Regions from separate parts of the Homo sapiens genome. Here region 1 is linked to region 2. Evidence: chromatin loops called from intact Hi-C (ENCODE). Cell type or tissue: PC-3. All regions are shown on one strand.

Region 1 (5,000 bases), 63 kb before region 2:
CGCCACTGCACTACAATGCGGGTGACAGAGTGAGACTCTATCTCAAAAAAAAAAAAAAAAAAAAAAATGGCCAGGTGTGATAGCTCACACCTGTAATCCCAGCACTTTGGGAGACTGAGGTGGAAGGATTGCTCGAGGCCAGGAGTTCAAGACCACCCTGGCCAACACAGTGAGAGCCCATCTCTACAATAAATAAATAAATAACTAGACCTGGCACAGTGGCTCACGCCTGTAATCCCAGCACTTTGGGAGGCCGAGGCGGGAGGATCACAAGGTCAGGAGTTCGAGACCAGCCTGACCAACATAGTAAAACCCCGTCTCTACTAAAAATATAAAAATTAGCCAGGCATGGTGGTGCGCACCTGTAGTCCCAGCTACTCAGGAGGCTGAGGCAGAAGAATCGCTTGAACCTGGGAGGCAGAGGTTGCAGTGAGCCAAGATCACGCCACTGCACTCCAGCTTGGGCAACAGAGCGAGACTTCATCTCAATAAATAAATAAATAAATAAATAGGAAAAATACACATTTGCTGAATGAAATTTACTATGGAGATCTACTAACTGAAAAATCCTTATAATGAGTTATTTTATAATGCAAATACTTCCCAATTTGGTCTGAGTTTCTGCACACCTGATTTTCTTTAAACTATGTACAACTTGACTTATATACAGTATATGTTATGTGCTACATATATGACTCATATTGCTTCACGACTTAAGCAACCTATAAATGTATAAGGTAGCATTTAGCTTCTACTTTGTTTACTTACAACTAAAGTTGTGATAAAAGATATATAACAAAACTTTACAATTAGAATCAAGAGGAAGAAACAACCCGACTATAGCAACAGTGCTGTGCAAACACAGAGTGCAACTGATTCAGTGAATGAGTCATTCATTAGATTTTTTCCATTGTTTTCCTATAATTTAATAACATTATTTATACTGAGCCAATAAGAAAAGCAAGTGATTTTGTGCAGCAGTAATCTAAAGTAGATGAGATTTATAAGGCACGAACTCAGTTGCTAAGAGACAACTCCATGGCTTTATTTTTCTTCAATATTTCCCTCCTCTATGGAGAAGTTCTCTTGGCTTGGAAGAGCAGAAAGCATGAAAAGAGGCACAGTGGTCCTTTGTTAACCTCAATAAGTGATATGTGTGTATAGTGCTTTCTGGTTTATAAAAGCCTTTCACATATATTTCTTCCTTTGACGGAAGAAACAGAATTAAACAACAAATAAAAATGAAGAGTACCTAGTCTATAATGAGTTTGATGCTTACAGTCAAGGCTATTAGCAAATATTCAGGAAAAGTAAAGCCTAAAGAAGAAAAGAGGGAATGAATAGTTTGTCTAGAGATAATAAAAGGAAGGTGAATTTTTAAAAAGACAAAAATAAGGCTAGAAAAGACTGAGTGGAGAAAGCCTACAGAATTTCAGAAAGCTAAAGAAATTGGAAATTAGATTGAATATAGATAGAAATGGGAGGACAATGCAGCCAATGAAAGACTGTGGGGACTAATAAAGGGAGAGCCCTGTGGTTTGGAAAGTGTCCCTTAATCAGCCTGCAGTGCTGCAAAACAGAAACCCAGAGAGGGTGCTTGAGAATATACAAGAACCCTGCGGTGGTGACTGAACAAAACGCAGCCAGGGATTTCATCAGAAGCATAATCCATTCATGGCACAGTCTGGCAGTGCTGGGGAGCTGGTAAGATACACACAGGCACCTATGGAACAAAAGAAATATTTGAAGTTCAAAATAATTCTGAGATTTCTAGCCATGGCTGCACTCAGTGTTTGAGTTCATATGAGAAGCAGAGCCAGAGGTATAAAAACAAAAAATAATCTTTAACCAGGAGGAAGATAGCAGTCTTTGAAGAACTCAGTAGAATGTGATTTGGGTGAAGACAGGAGATATCACGAAATTCTTGATTTCTTGTGATTACTCTGAATTGCTTGCTGTTTGGTAAGAAAAGATGAAAGACCCATCTATTTAGCCTAAAAATGAGAAATGCTCACTCATTCCTGTGCCTATTTCCAATGCTCTGACTGCAGAGCTTAAAAACAAACCACAGGTAGAAACTCTGTACTCTTACTTGGGCTATAAGGTCCCTTTTCTGTTTTCTTAACTCCTCACCCTTTTCACCTCATGATACACATACAATGATAAAATGTGGATACAATGCTGGGTTTGGGTTGATCCAGGCCCTGTTGGCTAAAGGGCTGCAGGGATCTGTACCCTGGCACATAATGCATAGGCTGCTGCACACCAGGTAGAAAACTTTTTCTGAATACACAGGGAGGTAAGTCACAAAAATGCACAGAAATATAAGCATTAAAATAAAAATCTCTCCCCTAAACTGACTTTAGAATAATTTCTAAATTTGAAACAACAAAAAAAATCGAACACTAGAATAAGATTTCTCTCCCACACTGACTTTAAAATACTGTGAGTTTTAAGCAATGAAACACACTTTGGCCCTTCCAAAAGCTTTACAAGACTAGTTTGGGAGACTTCTGCTTCCAGAAAGATGGGGTAGATGTACTTAGCTACTCCTCCAGCTAAGAAAAAGAAAACCCTCGATAACCCACAGAATGGGAGAAAATATTTGCAAATCATATTTCTGACAAGACTCTAGTATCCAGAATATATAAAACAACTCTTTTTTTATTTTTATTTTTTGGAGACGGAGTCTCGCTCTGTCACCGAGGCTGGAGTGCAGTAGCGCCTTCTTGGCTCACTGCAGCCCCCGCCTCCTGGGTTCAAGCGATTCTCCTGCCTCGGATTCCCAAGTAGCTGGGACTACAGGTGCACGCTGCCATGCCTGGCTAATTTTTTTGTATTTTAGTGGAGACAGGGTTTCACCGTATTGCCCAGGCTAGTCTTGAACTCCTGAGCTAAGGCAATCCACCTGCCTCGGCCTCCCAAAGTGCTGGGATTACAGGTGTGAGCCACTGCGCCCAGCCAAAAGAACTTTTATAACTCAACAAATAAGAAGAAAAATAACCCAACATAAATATGGGCAAATGATTTGAATAGACATTTCTCCATAAGAGATATACAAATACCAAAAAGCACATAAAAAGGTGCTCAAACATTATCAGTCATTAGGAACATGAAAATCAAAGCCATAATAATATACCACTTCATGCCCACAAAGATGGTAATCAAAACGATGAACAATAACAAGCATTGGTGATGATGTGGAGAAAATAGAGCCCTCCTACATTGCTGCTGGGAATGTGAAGTGGTGTGGCTGCTGTGGAAAACAGTTTGGCAGTTCCTCAAAAAATTAGACATACAGTTACCATATGAAAAGCAATTCAAGTCCTAGGTATATGCCCAAGAGAATTAAAAACACATGTTCACACATAAATTTGTACACTGATGTTCTTAGCAGCACTATGTCCAGTAAGTGTAAACAACCCGAATGTCCATCAACTGATGAGTGGGTAAACAAAATGTGGAATAGCTATACAACAGAAGATTATTTGGCAATAAAAAGGAATGAAGAACCGACACATACTACAGCATACATGAATCTTGAAAACATTTCACTAAGTGAAAGAAGCCAGACATAAAAGGCTACATACTGTATGATTGCATCTACACGAAATGTTCAGAATAGCCAAATCCATAGATAGAGAAAGTAGATTAGTGGTTACTCAACATAGTAAATATGTCAATTCTCCCCATGTTGACAAACAGGCTTAATGCAACTCCTATCAAAATCACAGCATTTAAAAAGTAAATGTAAATATGATTATTCTAAAATTCATATGGAAAGGCAAGGGAATTAAAATAGCTAAAATAACTGTATAAAGAAAAAGAAAGGCTGGGCACTGTAGCTCATGCCTGTAATTTCAGCACTTTGGGAGGCCGAGGCAGGTGGATCACTTGAGGTCAGACGTTCATGACCAGCCTGGCCAACATGGTAGAACCTTGTCTCTACCAAAAAATACAAAAATATTAGCCGGGCATGGTGGCGCCCGCCTGTGATCCCAGCTACTTGGGAGGCTGAGGTGGGAGAACTGCTTGAGCCCAGGAAGTGGAGGTTACAGTGAGCCAAGATCACAGCACTGCACTCCAGCCTGGACTACAGAGTAAGACCCTGTCTCAAAAAAAAAAAAAAAGAAAAAGAAAGTGGGCATAGTCAGTTTAACCAATTTTAAGTATCCAATTTACTATACAGCTATAGTAATCAATATTAGGATATTGGCAGAAGGCAGACACATGGATCATGGGATCAGAATAGAGAACCCAGAAATAGACCCACGTAAATATGCCCAACTGATTTTTGACAAGGGTGAACACGTAATTAAATAGAGAAAAGGTAACCTTTTTAACAAATGGCACCAGACCAATTGAATATCCGTAAGCAAAAACTTAGTCTTGATGTGAGTCACATCTCTTATACAAAAATTACCTCAAAGTTTATCATGAACTTATATATAAAACTTTTAGAAAAAAAATCATGGTAGAAAAAAAAATCATTGGGATCGAGGCCAGGCAAAGACTTTTTAGACTAGACAACAAAATAATGATCCATAAAAGGAAAAGCTGATAAAATGGACCTCATCAAAATTAAAAACTTTTGTTCTTCCAAAGACCCTGTTAAGAGGATGAAAAGACAAGTTATGAACTAGGAAAAAATATTTGCAAACCATATATCTGACAAAGGATCAGTAGCTAGAATGTATAAGGAGCTCTCAAAATTCAACAGTAAAAAAGCAAACAAACGAATTAGAACATAGGCAAAAGATATGAACAGGTATTTCACCAAAGAAGGTATACAGAAAACAAACAAGCACATGAAAAGATGTTCACTATTACCACAGGAAAATGCAAATTAAAACTGCAATGGGCTGGGTGCGGTGGCTCATGCCTGTAATCCCAGCCAAGGCGGGTGGATCACTTGAGGCAGGAGTTTGAGACAAGCCTAGCCAACATGACAAAACCCATCTCTACTAAAAATACAAAAATTAGCCAGACATGGTGGTGCG
Region 2 (5,000 bases):
TCACATCAGAATAGCTGCCCTCTTTTCACCGGCCCAGAGTGAACTACCCACAGAAAGTTTCTCTACTCTGTTTATTGAAGAACCAGAGGAACATAAATATGTTTTGCCTACATAAAGTTAATGGCCTGTAGTAAAGAATGTAGACTTTTAAGCAGCCTTCCATGTCATTTGGCTTAGGAAACACTGAGTTAGTGTGCTAGACACCTGGCATGGGTTTGGAGGAAAAAGGTGGGCTTTTTTGGGCAGTGCCCGCCAAGTTGGGCCACAGCTCCACCGCCTACCCCTTCCCTCTTGCTCAATGTACACATCACCAAGTCTGTGCTCCACTGTTTCTCCTCTACTAGAGAGGGACAGGAGCCTGGGGGATGGGAATGTGTCTTCCCCTCCTGGAGTCTGAACATCCTCGTTGGACTTCTAGATGAGGCCAGAACTTCCTTTGAGTACTGGGCCACATCTTCATAAGCTTCAGAGACCTCTTCCCCCTGTTCCCCATTCTCATATCATCTTGGTGAAAGCCTTGCCCTTCTGCCCAGTGGCCCCCTTCCCCCAACCACCAGAGGCAAAGGAGTGCTTGAAACTGTGGAAACTTTAAACATTGTGGATTCTAAGAAGTAAAGCCTTTAGTAGTAAAAGATTTACCAACAAATAAAGTGTTTCTGAAAAAGGTTGCGTTGCTCTAGTTCTAGCAACGTGCTCACTCTGCAGCTGTGGGATCTCTGGGTGCCATCTTGTTTTCCTGCCACTCTCCCTATTCCCTGGCAGACCCTGTCCCCTTGGAATGCCCACAGAATTTTGATCATAGCTAAATTACATCATTTATCACATTACTTGTTGTCAGCTTATGCGTTTATCTCTACCACTGGATTGCAAGCTACTTGAAGTTCTTAATAAGAACAGCGGCAGCAATAATACAGTGCTTCTTGTGTGCCAGGCACCCCACCAAGTGCTTTACACATATTAACTCATTTAGACCTCACACGTCCCTCACAATATCTTGGTATCTTCATCTCTCACAACTCATTAAACATTCTATGGTTGTCTTTCAATTTAGATCTCTCTTCTTCAAAAGGAGTTTTTAAGAAAAATCTATTACTGGCTTGTAATATATCAATCTCTAAGCAAAAATACTCGTAACATTCATATAATAAGAACAGATTACATGGGATAAAAGTAGGATCATTTTCTCATTTAGCCTGACATCAAGAGTATTTATTTGGCTTTCTATACCATTAGTTTAAATTAGAACACTCTATTTCCATCCACTAGAGTAGAATAGCTATGTGTTTTCCCTTTAAAAGATAAATTAACTCTGTAAGCATTAATACTTTAAAAAATGACTAGTGGTTTTTCAAATATTTTAGTTCTACCAAACTGATGAATAGATAAACATGAGCAGATAGATCTGGATTTAAATCTTGATTCCACAATTTACCAGCTCTGTGACCATGGGCAAGCTCCTTAATCTTTCAAAGCCTGTTTTCTCATTAGTAAAATTAGGATAATAATAGTTCTTTATAGGGTAATCATCAGAAGTTAAAAATGTACATATGAGAAATTCAGCACAGAGTCTGGCACAAAGCGATTAACAAATATTTGCTGTTATTCATTCTTATCATCATTATTATAAAATGTTGGGTTGAGCTGGGCATGACGGTGCATGCCTGTAATACCAGCTATTTGAGAGGCTGAAGCAGGAGGATTTCTTGAGCTCAGGAGTTTGAGGCTGCAGCAAGCTATGATCGCACCACTGCACTCCAGCCTGGGAGACAGGGTGAGATCTCTTGTCTATAAAAAGAAAATTAAAATGTTGGGTTGGCAAAAGGGACATAGAAATGAGTAAGATGCTGTCCTTGTCCTCAAGAAGCTCAGCTCTGTGGTAGGAGAGACAAGACAGGTCTGCAAACATCATCACAAAACAATGTGATAAGGCAACAGAGGGACAGAGAAAGCACAGAGGAGGGAGGGATCATTTCCATAGGAAAGTTTCATGGAAGGCTTGCAAGAGGATGTGAAAATTACATTGATTTTTAAAGAACGAGGAGGAATTTTTTAGGTAGCCCAAGTGGGACAGGACATAGCTGGTCCTGGAGAACATGTGTAAAGGCACGGAGAAAGGAAACTGCATGGTGTTTTGGGAGGAACTATAATTAGTAATGTTTGGTCAGATCATGAGGTTTTGGTGGGGGTGGGTAAGATGGAGGTGGTAAGATAGAAGATTCTAGAGGAAGTCAAGGCAAGGACCAGATTTTGAAGTGTTTTGCATGCGGAGCTGAAGAGCTTGAATTTAGCACCAGCAATAGGGTGTCAGTAAAGAGTTTTATAAGAGAGATGTGATCAGATTTGCATTTTAGAAAAATCACTTTGGCAGGTTTGTGAATGATGGACCAGAAATGTGTGATGGTGGAGACTTGGAAGCCAATTAGGAGGCAGTAGTCCAGGTGAGAAATAATGCCCCGAACAAGGGCAAATGGCATTAGGAATGGAGGGGAGCAAGCTGAACTCAAGAGACCCTTGGGAGGTAAGATGAAAAGGATGGGGAGGAGGGAACTTGTTGGGATCTGTATCTAAGGGTACCCGACCCCTTGGTCTCATTCCACTGTTCCACAGGGGTTGGTGACAGTGTGTGGGAGACAGGGGTGGACAGAAGTGCGTTAACCAAGATACAGACTAGAGAAGGAAGCGTCAGTTCTTAGGACAGGGGTCAGTTTGTAGTGTGGGAAAGAGGAGGTGAGAAAGGGTAGTGAATTTCACCTGGCCCTTGTTGAGTATGTGATGCCTGTGTTCGCCATGTGAACAGCAGAAAGCAGCAAATATAAGGATCGAGAGCACGGGGTAGAGAGAGGGCTGGCGATGGACACCATCTTTAGGGTAATTGCGAAATTAGGGGAAGGGCTGAAATACGGAAGGCTCGCCGAAGATCTCTAGGTAGTTAATAACTATCAAAATGTCACTTCTTTGGCCTTCACTTTTATTATGTAAAAGTACTCAGATCAGGCCGAATACAATTTTATTCTCTTTATCCAATGCCGGAGGCTATTGTCGAAGCCACGGCCTGCCATTTCATACCCTTTGCAATAGGTGGCGCTGACGCCTGGCAGGGAGAAGGCGGCAGCACATGCTGGGCTCGGGGGCGATGGGCTTGTGCGCGGACCTGGCGACGCTCTAGCCCCGAGCCGCGTATTCGTGGCCGGGTCCTCCCTGGGAACAGGGTGAAGGCCGAGAACCTCTGGCCTCAGGAAGCGCATGCGCAACCGGTTCTCCGAAACATGGAGTCCTGTAGGCAAGGTCTTACCTGAATCAGGTAAGAGGCGGGCGGGGAAGGAGTGGAGCCTCCCCGTGCACCCTCGCAGCCCGCTCCAGGAGTGGGACTAGCCCTCCTTGGGGGTGTGGCTCGTGTGCGTGGGCCACACCAGTCCTAGGGGCAGGTAAGTGCGCGTGGCCCAGGAGGCGTGAGGCTGTGCTGGCGAGGGGAGGGCTCCCGGGGCGCGTGGGTGCCCATACGAGGTGCGCCGCCGCCGGTCCAGAAGAGGGCCACGTGGGCGAGAGCCTCGGTCGTCGCCTCCCAGCACCTCGGGGTCGTAGAGAACACAAAAGTCACACAACCCTCGCCGAGGCTTGACCCCCGCGACAGAGTTTAGTCATTCCGTTAGCTGGCTCCACCCGCCCTCCTGGGCGTGGGGACTCGATTTCTTGGGAGGCTGCGCCTTCCTACTTGTGGGACAGCCAGCCTTGGAGGTTGGAAAGGTCGCAGGCACACGGGTGTGACCGAGTGGTAGAGGGCGTGGCTGTTCCGGGTCGGAGCTGCAGGTGTCGGTCCAGGTCCAGGCGCTGGGGTCACCAGGGCGGAGAGCGGCAGTGGTGGCGCGGCTGGGGGCCTGGTTCAGGGAGGGGGACAGCTGAAGAAGGTGTGAGGTGAGGAGAGCAGTCGAGGAAAACGGAAGCACCTGCTCCTGGTTGACTCATTCTGGCTGGAGGCATAATCTAATGTGGGAAGGTAGTAACAGGAAAAAAAAAAAAAAGCGAGAAAGAGCGACTGTGCCTGTGCTGAAGCCCTTTCCTCCTCCTAGCTCCCAGGCAGCTAGAAAATTGCCTGTCTGAAAGAAAGTAGCTGTTTTCCTTAGGGGACTGTGGTGAGTGACAAATGAGATGATATATGTGAAAGGGTAAAGAGCTATAAAAATGCAAGATTCTATTACTTAATTAGAATCCTTCAGCCTATTTATCTGTTTGAGTGGATAAAATGTCCTCTAGGTGTGGGATAGTGGGGCAGGAGTACCTGGTGAAGAAGTACCAGCTGTGGGATAATGGGATGTGTGGAGTAATGCAGAGGGTGTGTGAAGATAGTTTAGGGGTGCCCACTAATACTGTCACCTGGAGAAACAACCATCTGTCATTTAGGTTCATCTTATTTGGGTAAGAGATTATTCAGTTCCACTGCTTCCCTCGTCTGCCACTCATCTTTTGAGCTTTTTACAGCCAAACACTTTTACTCAAAAATGGGCCTGAAGAGGAACACACCAGTAGCTTCAGGGATATATTGGTTAATTTGTTTTTGTTTGGTTTTGTTTTTGAGATGAAGTCTCGCTCTGTCACCCAGGCTGGAGTGCAGTGACGCCATCTCATCTCACTGCAACTTCTGCCTCCGGGACTCAAGCTATTCTCCTGCCTCAGCCTCCCAAGTAGCTGGGACTACAGGCACACACCACTACACATGGCTAATTTTTGTATTTTTGGTAGAGACGGGGTTTCACCATGTTGGCCAGGCTGGTCTCGAACTCCTGACCTGAAGTGATCCGCCTGCTTCAGCCTCAAAGTGCTGGGATTACAGGCATGAGCCACTGCGCCCGGCCACATTGGTTAATTTGGTTGAGAGCGGGCTCGATGTGATTTTATTGATGATAATGTCTTCAATTTGCCTTGCCCTCAGTACAAAGCAGCATGTTGTACCAAGGGTTCTGGGCTGAGGGACATAACTAGGGAAGACTGAGCTGTGAATTTGT

Evidence for each region. A loop is a pair of places that touch in the nucleus more often than their neighbours do. Peaks named below come from ENCODE experiments on the same cell type or tissue, not always from the same donor. Only the 100,000 strongest peaks of a DNase experiment are listed, where the experiment ranks them.
Region 1: a loop joins it to region 2, with 2.4 times the contacts of the local background. A loop is called at or near these places in 8 of 110 quality-filtered maps.

Annotation. Positions count from the first base shown.
Region 1 is chr7:130,420,285-130,425,284 of GRCh38, forward strand. All of the region lies in intron 2 of CEP41 (centrosomal protein 41), which reads right to left. Among named protein-coding and RNA genes, the nearest start is that of CEP41, 18 kb to the right of the region's middle. In PC-3, no CTCF peak of the experiment used is centred here; no DNase peak of the experiment used is centred here; H3K27ac peaks cover 1,419 bases.
Region 2 is chr7:130,483,095-130,488,094 of GRCh38, forward strand. MESTIT1 (MEST intronic transcript 1, antisense RNA) reads right to left here. Exons shown (of 2, transcript NR_004382.2): 2 at 2,948-5,000. It also overlaps a transcript of MEST not described here. Among named protein-coding and RNA genes, the nearest start is that of MESTIT1, 5.4 kb to the right of the region's middle. RefSeq lists an enhancer at 3,716-3,765 and a silencer at 3,853-4,072. In PC-3, CTCF peaks have their summits at 3,079 (motif pointing right) and 3,279; a DNase peak (open chromatin) is centred at 3,167; H3K4me3 peaks cover 1,791 bases; H3K27ac peaks cover 726 bases.